3 separate regions of the Homo sapiens genome follow, and regions 1 and 2 are each linked to region 3. The links are chromatin contacts, found by Hi-C or POLR2A ChIA-PET in ENCODE. All regions are on one chromosome and are shown on one strand. The core of a region is the stretch at or near the end of the contact, and the rest is flanking DNA. Distances in the headings are between cores, read along the strand shown. Region 1 has its middle 35 kb from the start of FABP6-AS1. Region 2 holds the start of FABP6-AS1 (FABP6 antisense RNA 1). Region 3 overlaps TTC1 (tetratricopeptide repeat domain 1).

Evidence for each region. A loop is a pair of places that touch in the nucleus more often than their neighbours do. ChIA-PET counts read pairs that join two places held with the same protein, here RNA polymerase II (POLR2A). Pooled maps may share reads with other maps.
Region 1: a loop to region 3 is called in a map of posterior cingulate gyrus, with 5 times the contacts of the local background. The contact joins two enhancer-like sites. A Hi-C loop is called at or near these places in 4 of 168 maps with a recorded cell type or tissue (PC-3, heart left ventricle, left lung and 1 more), 3 of 37 single-sample maps with no recorded cell type and 7 of 50 pooled maps. POLR2A ChIA-PET finds 5 or more read pairs at or near these places in 11 of 52 experiments (AG04450, CD4-positive, alpha-beta T cell, GM12878 and 6 more).
Region 2: a map of ovary shows a loop between it and region 3 (3-fold over the local background). The contact joins the promoter of FABP6-AS1 here to the enhancer-like site in region 3. A Hi-C loop is called at or near these places in 70 of 168 maps with a recorded cell type or tissue (A673, B cell, CD4-positive, alpha-beta memory T cell and 45 more), 32 of 37 single-sample maps with no recorded cell type and 46 of 50 pooled maps. POLR2A ChIA-PET finds 5 or more read pairs at or near these places in 2 of 52 experiments (both WTC11).

Annotation. Positions count from the first base shown.
Region 1 is chr5:160,174,067-160,176,766 of GRCh38, reverse strand. No RefSeq gene overlaps it. Among named protein-coding and RNA genes, the nearest start is that of FABP6-AS1, 35 kb to the left of the region's middle. RefSeq lists an enhancer at 526-1,114. Within about 2 kb of position 1,251, at least 7 of the 41 ENCODE cell types and tissues checked have a DNase peak (open chromatin) inside an H3K27ac peak, as active enhancers do.
Region 2 is chr5:160,208,620-160,211,319 of GRCh38, reverse strand. It overlaps FABP6-AS1 (FABP6 antisense RNA 1), which reads left to right and starts at 1,250. Exons shown (of 4, transcript XR_941148.3): 1 at 1,250-1,343. It also overlaps a transcript of FABP6 not described here.
Region 3 is chr5:160,019,838-160,022,680 of GRCh38, reverse strand. All of the region lies in intron 2 of TTC1 (tetratricopeptide repeat domain 1), which reads right to left. All of the region lies in intron 1 of LOC124901124 (a long non-coding RNA gene), which reads right to left. Among named protein-coding and RNA genes, the nearest start is that of TTC1, 12 kb to the right of the region's middle. Within about 2 kb of position 1,505, at least 3 of the 41 ENCODE cell types and tissues checked have a DNase peak (open chromatin) inside an H3K27ac peak, as active enhancers do; they include IMR-90, body of pancreas and endothelial cell of umbilical vein, where a contact is called at or near this core.

The DNA.
Region 1 (2,700 bases), core at 2-2,501, 150 kb before region 3:
AGCTAGAATGCTGTTTCCCCAGGTTTTCACCTGACAGCCGCTTCCTCGTCCAAACTCAGCTCCCAAGTCCCCTCCCTGAAAGGGCCTTCATGACTACTGCCCCCTCCATCACCCCTCGCCATTTTACATCCTCTTAGCTCTCCCTAGGATGTCCTTGTTTTTTCATTCAGTTATGTGTCTGTCAGTCTTTCCTCTCTCAAAGATGAAGTGCTTGAGATCAGAGACCTTACCTGTCTTGTTAGTGACTGTGGCCCCAGAACCTGGCCCAATGTAGGCCTTCAGCTATCAGTCGTTGAATGAATGAATTTATTGATCTCTTTTCTATGCTAGGCTCTGTTCTAAGCAGTTTACATGTATTATCTGGCTGAATCTTGCAATGGCAACCTTGAGAGAAGCTGCAACTTAGGCAGGTGAAGAGACCTGCCCAAGGTCAGGCAGCTAGGAAGGAATGGAGCCTGGATTCAAACCAGCCTGCCTCCCAAGACCACACTCGCAGTGACAATGGAGTGCTGATCCTCCACAAGCAAAGCTTCATGTTGCACACATGAATGAATGAATGAATAGGCAAATTACAAACACCTGAACTGAGTGGCATGACTGAATGACAGACATTTCCAGCTTTAAGAAGTTCACTGTGTTCATCTACTTGGGCCTCTGTTTTGGAGTGGGGAAAGAAGAGAGCACTCATTCATTGAGGGACCAGTGCGCACCAGGTACTGTACCAGTGACACTTGTGGCTACCTGCTCTGCCCAGAGTGCTGCCACCACCAACCCAGGCATGGGGGGACTAAGGGGGCAACCCCAGGGAGCATCGCATCCCGGTAGCTGCGGGCTCTCCCCGGGGCAGCTCTGCTATCTTGTGAGAGCCTTGTCTCTGGCTGGCTGCCACCCGCCTGCCAGCCCAGCATCTTAGCTCATCAATCACGTGGCTGCTCTCTGCCAGGCTGGATCTCAGAGGAAGACAAGTCTGCTGAAGACGGAATGGGCCGTAGGCTCAGGAGGGAATCGAAGCCACTGAGGGGGAGGGAAGGGAGGCCCAGAAAGACAGGCAAGGTCTGGATCAATCCCCCCTCAGCTAAGAAGGGTCGATTGGGGGAGGAAGGGAGGGCAGGGTTTCCATTGGAAGAGCAGTGAGAAAGGAGAGGTGGAGAAAATGGCTGGTGTGGGCGGCGGAGGTGGGGGGGTTCCCATTGCAAAGGAAATTCAGCCTCCCCTGGTGCCCTGCCAGCTCCCTGCACCCCAGGGAGCAGACTGACTCTGGGAAAGCGGGCAGGTTATGGCGGCTGATTTATCGCAGGCCCAGCTGCCTTCCCGCACCTCTCGAGCTCCCTGTGACCTGGCTTCCCAGCAACCCCTATTCCCCAAATAACCTCTGGAGGGGCTTAATGAGGGGAGGCTGGATACCTCCATCTTCCCCACTGCCCTCTCCTTTCTCCCATGTCCACCTCTTGGGAGTGGAATTTATGTTGTCTCCCCAGAGACTGTGCTGAAAGTCAAGATGTCTGAGCCAAAGACTCCTTAGAGATCTGCTAGTCCAGAAAGACAAATCAGCAGCCCTTTGCTGTTGTTTTTGTTCTGCTTCTCAGTCTGCACAGTTAAAAAAAAAAAAAAAAAAGAATTAGTTGCCAACATTTAAACAGAAATAGGTTGCACATAAAAATCTGATTTCTGATTTCTCTTAAAAATTCCAAAGATCTGGCCAGGGACAGTGGGTGTTGCTTGTAATCCCAGCACTTTGAGAGGCTGAAGCAGGTGGACTTCTTGAGCCCAGTAATTCGACACTAGCCTGGACAACATAGCGAGACCCTGTCTCTATAAAAAATGGAAAACTTAGCTAGGTGTGGTGTTGCGTGCCTCTGGTCTCAGCTAGTCAGGAAGCTAAGGTGGGAAGATTGCCTGAGCCCAGGAGGTTGAGGCTGCAGTGAGCCAAGGTCACGCCACTGCACTCTAGCCTGGGTGACAGTGTGAAACCCTGTCTCAAAAAAAAAAAAAAAAAAAAATTCAAAATCTGGCAATTCTGGGCTGGCCTTTCCCTGAGCTAAGTTGAAACTGCTCCAGACAGAGCCAACAACTGTGCCCACTTCGCCCTTTTGTGTTACTGACCAGGCCCCTGTGGCTTTGAGTTTTCTACCCCTCGTGCATTCCAAAGTGCTCACTGAGGAAACTCAGGTTTACAGTGGGCACGGACTTGAGTGGGGACTCATGAATGGCAGCCCTGGAGCTGAGAAGCCACTTGGTTTCATATTGCAGGCATGCCTCTTATGAGCTGTGTGACTTTGGGCAAGTAGAAGAACCTCTCTGAGCCTCGGTTTTCTCATCTGTGAAACAGGGATAATGGCAGTATCTTGTGAGGAATAAAACAGATACTGTGCATTTAACATTTAGTACCATCTCTTGTATGTTTACAAGGAAGATACTCTGAATTTCGAATAGGTAATGCATGTGGTAATGTAAATGTTCCAGTTAATATTCACACACACACCAGAGTGTAGTGGATTAAAACAACAATGTATTATGATCTCTTGTGGTTTTATGTCTTGACCCAGTTCAGATGAGACCTGGGGTCTCAGGTGTTGTTGCAGTCACATGGGAAAAACATCATCTGAATGTTTGACTGGGACTGAACTTTTTTTTTTTTTTTTTTTTTTTTTTGGAGACAAGAGTTTCACTCTTGTTGCCCAAGCTGGAGTGCAATGGCAC
Region 2 (2,700 bases), core at 1-2,500, 190 kb before region 3:
TATTCCCTCTGGGGGTGGGTGAGGCCAGTGGAGGCTCTTAACTGACAGTCCCACAGAGACCCACATGCAGCAGTATCTTCAAGGAGCAGCTCTCCAAGAAACACAGAAGTACACTGACAGAAGAAGGGGGAAAGGATACTGGGCAGGCAAGAACATAAGTGCCCATGATGACTTCTCAGCTCCCCAGGACAGAAAAAGGGTCCGACTCCAACATCTACAGGTTTGATCTAGGGCAGTGGCTGGGAAGAAGGAAGAAGATTGAGAGGCATGTCTAACAACGTCCAAGCAATCTCCCTACCAAAGCAGCCCATGACCCTTGAAAGATATTGCTTCAGAAGAAAGTCAGATGGCAAAAGGTCGTCCCGCTCCCATGCAATCATTCATTGCCCCCTCTCCTGCCACTGGCAAACCGTGATTAATTCCTGTGGCAGCCGCAGAAATCATTCCTAATGAATTTCTAATGAACTCATTTGGTGTTAATGCGGTGTGTAATTCTGCAGGACACTCGTTGTAATTTAGCCTTATTAAATCTCTAGTTATTGGGAACTACTATTGCTCTAAGCTCATAAGCAGGAGAAAAGTAATTATGCAGAGCAAGCGGTTAAATTATGAAAAGGATTGGACATTCTGAGAAGGCTGAGACGTGGCTGCTCCTGTGTTTTCTCCCTGGGGTGCACTGCTCTACAAAGGTGAGCAGGCTGTGCAGGTCTTCGAGCTGAGGCAAGAATGCCCACCTTGACTTCTGTTCTGCAGTGTTAGAGCTGTGCAGGCTGCCCCTGTGTTCTGGTATTTTTAAGGGCCAACCAAAGGTGGCCTTGTCCCCACATGATCTACCCCACTTGCCCACTGCTTGGGCCTGAATTTCCACCATAGGGATAGATTCCTTCATGTTTGAGGTGCTGTTCCAGGTTGAAAGGTAACTTGTACCACAGTTCAGAGAGCAGTCACTGATAGGTTATCTCATCTGATGATCACAGCTTCTCAATTATTGTCATTAAAACCCTTTGACAGATAAGGAGATTAAAGTTCACAGAGGTGAAGCCACTGGGCTCCCAAGGTCATCACTGGGTGCCAGAACTAGGAACAGAGCCCATATCTCCTGGTAACCAGGTGAATTCTCTTTCCAGCTTACCTGTCATTCATTGCCTGCTGTGTTTTTCATGCATATGTGACTCATGCTTCCACCTAGATCACATGTTTCTTGAGGTCAGAGCCCTTTCTGTGATCTGCTTTACCTGTTTGACTTGCCTTGGTACAGAGAATGGAGCTGCAAGACTCCCCTGGTCAGATCACGTCGGGTCTCCTGAAGACACCAGGAGGATTCTACTGTGCACAGGTTGATTGTATGTCTCCTTTTCCCACTTCTTCCTGAAATTTTCTTATTATACTTTTGATTAAAATGTATGTCTTAGGTTGCTTTCTGTTGCTACAGCTGAATACCTGAGACTGTATATATAGACATAGAAAAGGGCTGGACGCAGTGGCTCATGCCTGTACTCCCAGCACTTTGAGAGGCCAAGGCTGGGGAATCACTTCCGGCCAGGAGTTTAAGACCAGCCTAGGCAACATAGTGAGACCCCCGTCTCTAAAAATAAAAGAAAAGGAAAAAAAGACAAAAAAGACGATGATTTATTGCAGTTTTGGAGACTGGGAAGTCCAAGGTCTAGGGGGCACAACTGGTGAGAGGCTTCTTGCTGGTGGGGACTCTCTGTAGAATACCAAGACGGTACAGAGCATCACATGGCAAGGGGAGCTCACTGAGAGCCAAACTGGCTTTATTTATTTATTTTAATTTTTTGAGACAGGGTCTCACTTTGTCACCCAGGCTGGAGTGCATGGGGCAATCACTGTTCACTGAACCCTCAACCTCCCAGGCTCAAATAATCCTCCTGCCTCAGTCCCCCAAGTAGCTAGGAATACAGGTGTGGGCCACCACACCCGACTAATTTTTGTTTTTTTATTTTTTTGTGGAGAGAGATTTCACCATGTTGCCCAGGCTGGTCTCAAACTCCTGGGCTCAAGTGATTTGCCTGCCTTGGCCTCCCAAGGTTCTGGGATTATAGGCATGAGCCACCACACCAGACCTTTATTTATTTCTGAGAAAGGGTCTTGCTCTGTTGCCCAGATCAGAGTGCAGTGATGCAAAGATGGCTCACTGCAGCCTCAGCCTCTGGAGTAGCTGGGACAACAGGTGTGAGCCACCACACTTGACTAATTCTTTTTTTTTTAGAAATGGGGTCTCCCTGCTGGGTGCAGTGGCTCACGCCTGTAATCGCAGTACTCTGGGAGGCCGAGGCAGGCAAATCACAAGGTCAGGAGTTTGAGACCAGCCTGGCCAACATGGTGAAACCCCGTCCCTACCAAAAATACAAAAAATTAGTTGGGTGTAGTGGCAGGCACCTGAAATCCCACCAACTTGGGAGGCTGAGGCAGGAGAATTGCTTGAATCCGGGAGGCAGAGGTTGCAGTGAGCCGAGATCACACCACTGCACTCCAGCCTGGGCAACAGAGTGAGACTCCCTACAAAAAAAAAAAAAGAAAAGAAAGAAAGAAAAAAAGAAATGGGGTCTCCCTATGTTGGCCAGGTTTGTCTTGCATGCCTGGCCTCAAGCAATGCTCCTGCTTTGGCCTCCCAAAGTTCTGAGATTATAGGCATAAGCCACAGTGCCTGGCTCCCACTCTCATGATAACTAATCCACT
Region 3 (2,843 bases), core at 256-2,755:
TCCTGTAAAGCAAATATCCATGACTTGGCTATAATCTTACCTTGTAATTTCCTATTTACTAACATAGTACCCCTATCTGCTTAATTACCTATACTATATTAGATGCCTGATTCCATGGCTGTGTAACTCATTCAATGAGCTAAAACTCATAATACTTATTATGTGCCAAACATTGTGCTAAGAGCTTCAAATGGATTGATTCACTTTCTTAAAATATTAGAAGTAGCTTGAATATAATTTTTTAATTGACAACAAAAAAACCACCCTCCAAAAAACCCAAAAATCCAAGCTAGAGAACTTCAACTGATATAATTTAAAATCCTGGGTAGCATGGCAAAATGTTAGAAAGTGCTTCTCTAGTCCCTTATAAATAAACCACTCTTCAGCAGACTACAATGCAGTGGCTGAGTAGGGTATTTCTTTTACTTTAGGTCAGTGAATACAACATAAACACACTTGACTTTGAGCTTATAAGTGTATACCCCATCTATCATTATTAAATAGTTAAAAACTTGCATGAAATACATTTAAAAAATAATCTCATATTTAAATAATCCTATGGTAAGCATGTGCTCAACAGACAAACAGGGGGAAAACCAAGACTCTCACTCCGGCAAGCTTATGTCCATATTATAAATCTATCAGCAGCTCTCTGCTGCCCTCTGCAGTTTTGTGAAGTAATTGCTACAAAATAAAACGGCATACACTTTATGCCAAGCACAGTACCCAGGGATCACAGTACCCAGAGATCAATAGCTGGAGTAAAAGAGAGCGTAAAGAGAGGTACATACTTGCTCAACTGCTGGAAAGTGGAGGCACATGCAACAAAACTTTCTGCTTTAGTCTTATCTAGGTGGGACAAGAAAACTACACTTGGAATGCAAATACTGGAAGGGCTAGGGACATCAGTTCTATAATTATTTTGAAGGGAATTCCTTATCATTAAAAAAATAAGCTTTTGGTTTTGTCTTCTTTGAAATCAGATATCACTTGCTTTACATACATAAAGACATATCTGTTCTTTCCACAAGTCACCTTTACAGGTCCTCTAGGGAGGCATGAGGGAGGATCTTTGGATCTAAGCCACAGTTAGAACCTGCCTCTCAGTAGGTGTTATCCTTCTGAGGAAAAAAATGACTGATCTATGAGGAATTAATCTTGGAAATAGTCCCTTGTTTCTTAAATCAGAAAATTCTATTTCCCAAAACTCAATCTTTAACAGAAATAAATTTTCTATGTCAGGACTGCTTAAATTCGGCCCAACAAGTTGTTTTTAGACCTTGATCAACGGATGTAGGTAAAAGAAAACCTCCTATTCAGTTCTTCCGATGTTGGATGCAGTCAATGTACGGGTTAGGTCAATACTTCTTGTTTTGGAAGCTTAGTCATCTGTGTCCATCTGGATCTGTTTCCCATGGTGTGGCCACAGTTCTTCCTATATCAAAATTACCTGGGAGGCTTGCTAACAAAACAGATGCCTGGTTGTTGCCTCACAGGTGTGTGGTGTCAGACACTTCTCAGGCTGTGCATGGTTAATACATTTCCTGTGATGCTTAGACACAATAAAGTCTGGAAACCACTGATCTACACAAAGTGACCTTTCTTAATAAACACAGGAAATACTGAACGTCATTTTAACTTTTCTGCCAGCAAATAATGTAAACACACCTCACTAACTTCCAAATGTTTTAGAGCAGCGGTCCCTACCCTTTTTGGCACCAGGGACTGCTCTTGTGGGGAACTATTTTTCCACGGACTAGGGTCTTGGGGAAGGGGGTGTTCATAATGATTCAAGCACATTACATTTATTGTGTACTTTATAATTATTAAACTGTAATATATAATCAAATAGTTATACAATTCACCATAATGTAGAATCAGTGGGAGCCCTAAGCTTGTTTTCCTGCAACTAGACGGTCCTACCTGGGGGTGATGAGAGACAGTGATAGACTATCAGGCATTAGATTCTTGTAAGGAGCAGGCAACACAGATCCCTTGCATGTGCAATTCACAACAGGGTTCACAAGCCTACGAGAATCTAATGCTACCATGGATATGACATGAGGTGGAGCTCAGACAGTAATGCAAGCGATGGGAAGTGGCTGTAAATACAGATGAAGCTTCGCTCACTAGCCTGCTGCTCACTTCCTGCTGTGTGGCTGGGTTCCTTACAGGCCACAGACTGGTATCAGTACATGGCCGGGGGTTGACGACCCCTGTTTTAGAGCAAGCAACCCTTATTTCCACTGGTTTAAACTTAGCATCAGGCCAGGCAGGGTGGTTCATTCCTGTAATCCCAGCACTTTGGGAGGCCAAGTGAAAGGGCCTCTACAAAAATAAAAATAAACAAACTTGGGATCAGAAATCTAAGCTCCTTCTAGGATTTGATTTAATCGTTTGTAGACAGCATTAAGTTCAACAGTGGTAACTCTAAGAAGTTGGTAAAACTGACCACCTTAGTTCCAAAGGATGCCTATTAGAAATGAAAGAAAAGGAGGCTGGGGCGGGCGGATCACTTGAGGTCAGGAGTTCGAGACCAGCCTGGCCAACATGGTGAAACTCCGTCTCTACTAAAAATACAAAAATTAGCTGGGTGTGGTGGTGGGCACCTGTAATCCCAGCTACTTGGGAGGCTGAGGCAGGAGAATCACTTGAACCTGGGAGGCAGAGGTTGCAGTGAACCAAGATCATGCCACTGTACTCCAGTCTGGGCGACAGGGCAAGACTCTGTCTCAAAATAAACAAACAGAAAACAACAACAACAAAAAGAAAACAAGAAATGAAAGAAAAGGGAGGCAGGAGGCAGGGCACAGTGGCTCATGCCTATAATCCCAGAACTTTGG